2 separate regions of the Homo sapiens genome follow, and region 2 is linked to region 1. A link is a contact called in ENCODE Hi-C or POLR2A ChIA-PET data. All regions are on one chromosome and are shown on one strand. The core of a region is the stretch at or near the end of the contact, and the rest is flanking DNA. Distances in the headings are between cores, read along the strand shown. Region 1 holds the start of GLIPR2 (GLI pathogenesis related 2). Region 2 has its middle 72 kb from the start of RNF38.

The links. A loop is a pair of places that touch in the nucleus more often than their neighbours do. ChIA-PET counts read pairs that join two places held with the same protein, here RNA polymerase II (POLR2A). Pooled maps may share reads with other maps.
Region 2: a loop to region 1 is called in a pooled map, with 3 times the contacts of the local background. The contact joins the enhancer-like site here to the promoter of GLIPR2 in region 1. A Hi-C loop is called at or near these places in 1 of 168 maps with a recorded cell type or tissue (naive thymus-derived CD4-positive, alpha-beta T cell) and 9 of 50 pooled maps. POLR2A ChIA-PET finds 5 or more read pairs at or near these places in 3 of 52 experiments (AG04449, H1 and activated naive CD8-positive, alpha-beta T cell).

What each region holds. Positions count from the first base shown.
Region 1 is chr9:36,133,342-36,138,146 of GRCh38, reverse strand. It overlaps GLIPR2 (GLI pathogenesis related 2), which reads right to left and starts at 1,414. Exons shown (of 5, transcript NM_022343.4): 1 at 1,356-1,414. The coding sequence starts at 1,368. RefSeq lists silencers at 1,113-1,162, 1,193-1,762.
Region 2 is chr9:36,469,191-36,474,538 of GRCh38, reverse strand. It overlaps a transcript of RNF38 not described here. Among named protein-coding and RNA genes, the nearest start is that of RNF38, 72 kb to the right of the region's middle. Within about 2 kb of position 3,423, at least 30 of the 41 ENCODE cell types and tissues checked have a DNase peak (open chromatin) inside an H3K27ac peak, as active enhancers do.

The sequences.
Region 1 (4,805 bases), core at 165-2,664:
CGAAAGACTCGCTCTCATCTGCCATACTTTTGCTCCATCACCATCTGTCATCCTGTTAACTAAATGGCAACCCATTATATCACCTTTCCATACTGTGAAGAACCCCAGGGCTCATACGGCCACCCTCATTGTACAGACAGGGAGGAACAGAGGGAAGGAGGCTTGCTCAGTATCACACAGCCAGTGATTGGCTGGGCCAGGGCTGAAAGCCAGACCTGCCTCTACAGCCTAGGAAGGCTGGTTAGGACCAAGGCCAGGGAAAGCCACTTGCGCCCAGCGCTGGCATCTCCTGAGTCCAGATCTTGGAGGACAGATCCTAGAAGGGACCTAGCCTTACTCATCTGAAGTGGACAATCCGGATGAAGCAGGACTTCTGAATCCTGTTCAACAGCTGTTCTCTAAGAGCCTCCTGTGAGGCAGAAGCAATGCTGAGATAAACACGGCCCCTGGCAGCCAGGGGTGAGGACCCGGTGGGAAACAGGTCTATGGCTGAACTCTTGTCCCCGGCCCACTACAGGAAGGGCTGCAGCGAGGAAAACACCAGGTTGGGCGCTCCCTCCCGGGGGGAATCACAGATGGGCTCCAGCCCAGGAGCTGAGCCTAGAGGGATGGGATTTTCAGGCTGAGAGTTGGGGTGGTGAAGGCCCGGCAAGGAAACCTAGGGGAAGGGACCTGTGCACCAGCTTCTGGACAGCTCTAGTGTAGGGCGGAGGTAAGGGCTAGGGACCCACTCCCAGGGGCCCGAAGGCAGGACTGGAGTGTGTCCTTTCACTCTGAGGACAATGGTGAGGAAGGTGTTAGGGAGCGACAGGAGGAGAGCTGCGCTGCAGAAAGTTCATCCCGACAGCCACAGTAGAGAGGATGGGGTGCCCCAGGAGAAAGGGAGCCAGACCGAGCCTAGCACAGGGGGAGCCCGGCACGGCGCGGGCGCTCAGGAGAGAAGGAACAACAAATGGATGAGGGGGATGCTCAGGGCTGTCCTCGGGACAGCCGAGCGGGGCAAACTGCTTCGCAGCGAGAGCTGTTGTCACACTTTGGTGACTTTTCCAACTCTAAGTCTGGCCTCCTGAAACAAAGCAGAAGCCACGCCTTGGCGGGCCGCGGCGCGCAGCCCCTCAGGGTCGGGAAGCCCAACTTGGCGCGATCCCCGGCTCTCCGGCGGGGGCCTCCCTCGGGCTCGCCTTCCCCCCGGGTTCCCCGGAAACCGCGCCGGGGCGCTCCGCCCGCGCGCCCTCCACCCGCACCCCGGGCTCCCGCACTCCCCAGGACCTGGCTTGCGGCGGACGAGGGAGACGGCGAGGTCCGGGAGCGCGGGGTTCCGAACCATTCCGCAGCGGGCGAGCCCGCGGGCTCACCTGACTTGCCCATGGCCGGCTCCGCGCGCTCCTCGCTCCCCGCGGCTGCGCTGCACTGCGCTCGCCCGGCCCAGCGCCGCCCCAGAGCCCAGGACCGGGCTGATGCCGCGGCCCCTCCTCCGGCGCCGCCCGGCCCCCGCCTTATAAGGAGCGACAGCTGAGGGCGGAGGCGCCCGGGGCCACCCCGTGGGCCTCCCGGAGAGCTCACCCCTGGGAAGCAGCTCCGCGACTGCCGAGGGCTCCCCGGATGCGGCCGCGGGGCTCAAGCCTCCCGGACCCCACACCGAGCTGTCCCTTCCCGGGGCGCGTGGGGAAGCCCGCGCCTGCTGGGCCCCGGGTGGCTGCTCTGCGCCGACGCGCGGCGAGGACAGAGGGGCGCGCGGTCGCGGCACGAGGGGCGTTCCGGCCGGCGCCACCAGGGGACGGCCTCTCCCTGCCGCGGCCTGACACGACACACGCAGCCCCGGGGTGTGCCCCCATCTCCGGTGACTCTGGGCTCCGGAGGGCGGCTGGTCCGGGGAGGGGGATGCTCCTCTCCTAGGACACGCCCTCTAATGCCAGTCGGGGTGGAAGCGCCGCCGCCTCTGACCCGTCCACTCGCCCCTCATTGCCTCCCAGACCAAGCCAATTCCCACCCCTGCAGTCTGGCCCCAGACCTGTCTCCCCAACGCCCCACCTTTTCCCCATACTCCAGTCAAACTAGATGTCTTGTCATTCCCCAAACATGTTCTGGGATTTCCCACCTCCCTGCCTTTCCTCAGGCGGTCCCTCCTCCGGGAGTGCTGGCCCTGGAGCCACCATTCCAGTGCTGCCCATCCCTCGGGGTCGGCCGGTCTTTCCAACTGCCAGGTGCCCTGACCCTGGGAGCAGCACACACCAGGTACTGGGGAGATGTGGTCCCACCCATGGCCCCTGCCCCGTGGGAGAAGTGCACTTACTTGACCGCACAGCCCTAGTCACCTGTGCCAGACTTCCCGCAAGCGCTCCTTTCTGGGGAAGGGGCTCAGTACACCCCAAATGAAGGAAGCGAATTTTAAGGCTTTTCAATGAATGGGCACTGAAGTGAGCTGACCCACTGATGATAAGGCTAGAATTTGTAATACCAACGGCTTACGAATGTCCCGCAGGGCGATGGCTGGGCACTGTGCTCTCTATTCCTTTCCCCATGTCAGGCAAATACACCTACTGTATTTTAGTACCGTCATGAGTAATGACATTTCAGTCAATGCCAGACCACATATACTGTGGTAGTCCCAAGAGATTATGATACCATATTTTTACTATGTTTCTATGTTTACATCTGTTTATATATGCAAATTTTTACCATTGTGTTACAGTCACCTAAAGTATTCAGTATGGGTCAAATTGGTGCCCAACCCTGATTCAAAAGGGACTCCTGGGGCTGGGTGCGGTGGCTCACGCCTGTAATCCCAGCACTTCAGGAGGCGGAGGTGGGAGGATTCTTGAGCCCAGGAGTTCAAGACCAGCCTGAGGCAATATAGTGAGACCCCCCCTCCCATCTCTATAAACAAACAAAAGGGACTCCTGGTGCTAGGTGGGGATCTAACCCCCTCTATTCAATTCCCTCTCCCATTTTGTCAACAAATGCCTATTGAAATAATCAAATAAACACAGTAGGAAGAATTCCATGTTGCCCCTAGAATCTCTAGAAGGCTGTATTTCACATAACAAAAACTTTAAGGCCGTGGGTGGAGACAGTGAGGCTCAGCGGGCTGCTCACTGCACGCAGAGGGAAGCCCATCTGGGACCACCATGTTTCACTGACACCTTGAGGTCTGAGGACTGGAGGTGAGAGGGGCTGAGAGTGGATGCATTTCCTAACTTAGAAATTCATAACCTTAGCAGCAGGCACATGAAGGAACAGGGTGCTGAATGGAGGGTGTTAGGGCAGTGCCAAAGTCAACCCCGACCAAGGGCCGTGGGCTAGTTGGAGAGGGAGTCGCTGTCCAGGCATCAGACACAAGAGACAAATGGCCACAAAGGTCAGACACAAAGAAGAGTGATTGACCCAATGTATTGTCTTTGTGTGTGTGTGTGTGTGTGTGTGTGTGTGTGTTTTGAGACAGTCTCGCTCTGTCTCATAGGCTGGGGTGCAGTGGTGCGATCTCGGATCACTGCAACCTCCACCTCCTGGGTTCAAGCAATTCTCCTGCCTCAGCCTCCCAAGTAGCTGGGATTACAGGCATGTGCCGCCATGCCCAGCTAATTTTTTGTATTTTTAGTAGAGACGGGGTTTCACCATATTGGCCAGGCTGGCCTTGAACTCAAGTGATCTACCCACGTTGGCCTCCCAAAGTGTTGGGATTAGAGGCGTGAGCCACCCCGCCCAGCCACCACTACTCCATCTTTTAACTTTTAACCGTTTCTTTATATTTAAAATAGACATCTTATAGTTGACAAGATGCAGTTAGGTCTTTTTTTTAAATCCTGTCTGACAATATCTGCCTTTTAATTTGTATTAATACCATTCATACTTGATAACATTATTTTCTTTTTTCTTTTTGAGATGCAGTCTCCCTCTGTTGCCCAGGCTGGAGTACAGTGTCTTGATCTTGGCTCACTGCAACCTCCACCTCCCAGGTTCAAGCAATTCTGCTGCCTCAGTGCCCTCCCCTTGACCCCAGTAGCTGGGATTACAGGCATGTGCCACCACATCCAGCTAATTTTTGTGTTTTTAGTAGAAACGGGATTTCTCCATGTTGGCCAGGCTGGTCTCAAACTCCCGATCTCAGGTGATCCACCCGCCTCGGCCTCCCAAAATGCTGGGTTTACAGGCGTGAGCCAACACTCCCGGCCCGATAACATTATTTTCAAATTTGTATGGAATAAATACAAAAATTGACCAAATGTTAGGTCTTAAACTAAGCTGTAATAAATTCCTGAAAGTAGAAAAAATTCAGTCACATTTTCTGAGCACAATGTAATAAAACTAAAACTAAATAACAAAAGATTGGCTAAAAATTTTTGAATCATCTAGAAAATAAAAAAAATCCCTCTTACAGCACTGAAAGGCAAAATCAAAACACGTTCAGATATAAATGACAATCTGAATACTCTGCAGGCTGGGCGTGGTGGCTCACACCTGTAATCCTAGCACTTTGGGAAGCCAGGGCAGGTGAATCGCTTGAGAACAGGAGTTTGAGACGAGCCTGGACAATATAGAGGGACCCTGTGTCTCACAAAATTAAAAAAAAAAAATTACAAAAATTAGCCAGGTGTGGTGGCACATGCCTGTGGTCCCAGCTCCTCAGGAGGCTGAGATGGAGAATCATTTGATCCTGGGAGGTCGAGGCTGTAGTGAGCTATGATTGTGCCACTGTACTTTAGCCTGGGCAACAGAGCAAGCCCCTGTCTAAAAAAAAAAACAAAAAACAACAACAACAAAAACTTGGTAATTGTTAAGAGTGTGGAACATGGGTTTGAAGTCCT
Region 2 (5,348 bases), core at 2,174-4,673, 330 kb before region 1:
CCAGAATCTGTATTTTTAGCCGTCATGCTTTACTGCATCTTACTTTACAGATAGCCTCCGAAAACACAGCAAGTAGTTTTGATAACAAAAGACTGAATATAAGCAAAGTTGATCACTATTTTAGCTGATGAAGAGAATTTGCAGTCTTTTGTTTTGCCTTTGTCTCTCCTGAGAAATAACTTTGTTTTTTAAGTTCTGAATTACTATGCTAGGGTTTCTTTTTTTTGAGACGGAGTCTTGCTCTGTCGCCCAGGCTGGAGTGCAGTGGCGTGATCTTGGCTCACTGCAAGCTCCGCCTCCCAGGTTCTCGCCATTCTCCTGCCTTAGCCTCCCGAGTAGCTGGGACTACAGGCGCCCGCCACCACGCCCGGCTAATTTTTTGTATTTGTAGTAGAGATGGGGTTTCACCGTGTTAGCCAGGATGGTCTCAATCTCCTGACCTCGTGATCCGCCCGCCTTGGCCTCCCAAAGTGCTGGGATTAGAGGTGTGAGCCACCGCGCCCGGTCTGTGCTAGGGTTTTAAAAATTGAGGGTTTTTTTTTTTTTTTTTCCCGAGATGGAGTCTTGCTCTATTGCCCAGGCTGGAGTGCAGTGGCATGATCTCAGCTCGCTGCAACGTCCGCCTCCCAGGTTCAAGCAATTCTCTGCCTCAGCCTCCTGAGTAGCTGGGATTACAGGTGCCTGCCACCACGCCCGGCTAATTTTTTTGTATTTTTAGTAGAGACGGGGTTTCACCATCTTGGCCAGGCTGGTCTTGAACTCCTGACCTTGTGATCCACCTGCCTCAGCCTCCCAAAGTGCTGGGATTATAGGTGTGAGCCACCGCGCCTGGACAAAAATTGAGTTTTTAAATCATTCATTACTTGGTCACATCAGGAGTAGGAGTACCTGCATCAGAGTGGTACATCAGAGTGGTACACTTATTTATTTATTTATTTAATATCTTTTTTGAGACGGAGTTTCGCTCTTGTTGCCCGAGCTGGTGTGCAGTGGTGCAATCTTGGCTCACTGCAACCTCCACCTCTCAGGTTCAAGCAATTCTCCTGCCTCAGCCTCCCAAGTAGCTGGGATTACAGGTGCGCACCACCATGCCTGGCTAATTTTTTGTATTTTAGTAGAAACGAGATTTTACCATGTTAGCCAGGCTGGTCTTGAACTCCTGACCTCAGGTGATCCGCCTGCCTTGGCCTCCCAAAGTGTTGGGATTATAGGCATGAGCTGCCACGCCCAGCTATTTATTTTTACAAATGGGGTCTCACTATGTTGTCCAGGCTGGACTTGAACTCCTGGGTTCAAGTGATCCTCCTGCCTCAGCCTCCTGAGTAGCTGGAACTATAGGCACCCCCAACTGTGCCCAGCACTGGATTCTCTTTATTTTTTTATTTATTGTGTTTATTTATTTTTTGGAGATGGAGTTTCGCGCTTGTCACCCAGGCTGGAGTGCAATGGCGTGATCTTGGCTCACTGCAGCTTCCGCCTCCTGGGTTCAAGTGATTCTCCTGCCTCAGCCTCCCGAGTAGCTGGGATTAAAGGCATGTGCCACTACGCCTGGCTAATTTTTGTATTATTAGTAGAGACAGAGTTTTAGCATCTTGGCCAGGCTGGTCCTGAACTCCTGACCTCAGGTGATCCACCCACCTCCTGACCTCAGGTGATCCACCCACCTCGGTCTCTCAGAGTGCTGGGATTACAGATATGAGCCACCGTACCCAGCCCTGGATTCTCTATAAATCAGGCATATTTAAGTTACTTCTTAGAAAAGATCCCATGCTCTGTGATTCTCAACATTAGATCTTAACTGAGTGCTTGTTTGGGCACTTAAACAGATGAAGAAAAACTTCTTGGCTGGGCTTGGTAGTTCAGTATCTCATCTGTATTGTGGGCTTAATAGGTATTGGTGGGCCATCCTGGGAACGTACCATTTAGAAAATGATCTATGGCAAAATGGGCTTCTAAGGTCAAAGCCAGATTATATGAACTTTTGGAATAAGGCCTGTTTTTTCTTTGAGTGCTGCTAACTGCTGGCCAGGGATGTCCAATCTTTTGTCTTCTCTGGGCCATGTTGAAAGAATTGTCTTGGACCACACATGAAATACACTTGAAGAAATTTATGAATTTGTGTTGGGCTGCATTGAAAGCCATCCTGGGCTATGGGTTAGAGAAGCTTGGTTTATGGATACCTAGGAAGGAAAAATGAATTCTCTGCCTTTCATAATTACTAAACTGTGGAATTCATAGGAGGAAGACATTGATTCTATACAGGCAGGATAAAAGCTGATTAATCCAGATAATTGAAGAGTTTCTACACACTCACTGTTCTTAGTTTTTAAAATAACCTTAGGTTTAGACCATATCTAGAGATTGATATGTTTGGTGGCTCTTAAGACATTGTTGACTGTCTTTGCTAATGGCAGGAATGTAAGTCAAGAACTCTTGTAATCGAATTATCTAATATTTTTATTAAAACTGCATATATAGTTGAAAACAAATTGTTATTTTAAAATTGTTTTTTTAAAATTGATATTTTAAAGCTTCAAGTAAAAGCTACCATTATTTGCTAAAAAAAAGAAACATTCCTCTTCCCCAAACAAATCCAAGAAGCAAAGCAAGAAGTGAAAAGATTTGACTTTTTAAAGTGAATTTGTAAATTGGATGCGGTGGCTCACCTGTAATCCCAGCTACTTGGGAGGCTGAGGTGGGAGGATGACTTGAGGCCAGATGTTTGAGACCATCCCAGGCAACATAGCAAGACTCCATTTCTAAAAAGAAGTAAAGTAAATTTATGTGCAACTCATAAATTCTGTGTTGAGATAAAAACTGAAGTTACAATTTGACTCTGGAATGTTTAGTTAGTACTATACATCTTTTGAGTCTAATTGACAGGGTGAGTTTTGTTTTGTTATTTTGAGATAAGAGTCACTATTTTGCCCAGGCTGGCCTGGAACTCCTGGGCTCAGGCGATCACTTCAGTCTCTGGAGTAGCTGGGATTACCGCTTCAGAAGTGATTTTGACAAGTTATTCTGGAACTGTGTTGGAGAAGTTTAAAAAAGGTTGGGGTGGGAGTCGAAATCAAACTAGTTTTACCATACCAGGATCTTTTTGTAGCACATTTGAGATGTAAACATGTTTCCTTTTGAAATTTGGTAGAATAGTTATATTATTTTTCCCAATGCTATGTGATTAAAAACACAAGGCTCAAATTTATTTTTAAGGCTTGATTAAAACCTCTTGTTTCTATGGAAGAAAAGTTATTAAATTGAAAGGGGGCTTTAGAAATTTTAATTCCAAGATTGCTTTAAGAAGAGAGAGGCAAGTCAAATTGGATATGGGCCTCACAGAATTGACCTTGCTACTTCCTGGGTCTGGGAAACTGAGGGGGCTATGTTGCATTGGGGCGGGGCGGAAGCCTGGTAGGAGCTAGAAGTGAAACTGGAAGTGCCTTAAAAAAGCACATCGTTGTGTTAGGCTGAGTCAAGCTGGAATGAGCAGTGAGACAGTACAATTCTTAGGCATAAATATGTACGTAGTTCACCTGTAGATTTGCTGGAAGAGCCGACATGTTTGCAGTACCACAGACCAGAGAAGTCTCAGTGGAGGAAAATGAGAGAGAAGCAAAGGGAGAGATGGAGTTAGGGGCCTTCGGGTTCAGATTTTGAAATAAAATCTATGAGTCTTTGAGGGAGGCAGCAGGAAGTTAAAGGTGGAATACTGGAAATAGTTTTCCTTCCTCCATGCTGTATGGAGATGGGGGCTGCTGCATGGAAGTGGGGGCTAGATGTTGGTGAAGGTGTCCTTGTTCGAGCAGAGAAGGTAAGGTATATCCCCTTGGTTGGTTTGTTTTAAGGTGACAGATTCCTGCTACAATATTAGCAATACAAACAAAGGTTAGACAATCTTGTTAATTTTATTATGCCTGGGGTTAAAATTGAAATTCCCTTATTTTAAAAGAAAAATAGCTTATAACATAACAGTGACATCTAAGCGGAATAAATTTCCATGGCAGTTTAATGGTAGTTGTGTGCTTTCTGTCACACACACAACATACTCTTGTCTAACTAGGGCATGCAGTGCTGTTTTTCCCACAGGATTGGTAAGTGATAGATTCATATTCAAAGAGAGAAAAACCACTGCTCTTTCAGTGGGCCTCCCCTACTTCCCATTCCCAGAAACCACTCAGACACTGTGTGGATGGGTGCGAAGCATTATGGATTGGGGCTTATGGTTTGTGGCCCTGAGGTAGACCAGGGGGATCTTGTTAAAATGCCGATTTCTGGCAAGGCATCAGGTGATGGTGAAGAAAGTTTTGAGTACCAGGAGGTAGAGTAGTGGTTCTTAGACTTTAAAAGCTGGACACCCCCACCAGTGCTTTTGATTCACCTCACTGGGTGGGGCCTGCAGATTTCATTTTAAACAGGTTCCTAGGTGATGCTAATGCACATGAAGGGCAGGGTGTGTTCTGAGAGCCACTGTGGTGGAGTAGAAACAACCGAGGAGAATCAAGCCCATCCATCTCATCCTGGCTTCTTGAGCATTATTTCCTTTTTCTTTGTTTTTGTTTTGAGACAGGGTTTCACTCTGTCACTCAGGCTAGAGTGCAGTGGCATGATCCTGGCTCACTGCAGTCTCGATCTCCCCAGGCTCCAGTGACCCTCCCTCCACAGCCTCCCAAGTAGCTGGGACTACAGGTGGGTGCCACTACTCCCGGCTAATTTTTTGTATTTTGTAGTAGAGACGGGTTTTCGCCATGTTGGCCAGGCTGGTCTCAAACTCCTGGGCTCAAGTGATCCACCTGCCTTGGCCTCCCAAAGTGCTGAGATTACAGGTGTGAGCCACCGCACCAGGCTTTGAACATTATATATATTTTTTATTTTTTATTGAGATGGAGTTTTGCTCTTGTTGCCCAGGCTGGAGTGCAATGGCGCCATCTTGGCTCACCACAACCTCCACCTCCCGGGTTCAAGCAATTCTCCTGCCTCAGCCTCCCGAGTAGCTGGGATTGCAGGCATATGCCACCACGCCTGGCTAATTTTTTGTATTTTTAGTAGAGATGGGGTTTCTCCATGTTGGTCAGGCTGGTCTCAAACTCCCGACCTCAGGTGATTCGCCCACCTCAGCCTCCCAAAGTGCTGGGATTATAGGTGTGAGCCACTGTGCCTGGCCCTTGAACATTATTTTCTAACTGAACTGAAAATAGTGGGGGAAAAAAAAGATTGAACAAAGTAGTAGAGTAATACCATTCATGTTAAATGAATAGCACTCCATAAAACACTTCTCTGTATTTTACTGTGATATGTCTCTCTCTCTATATAGAAAGGGCCAACAGTAAACCCCACCTAACTGATAACAA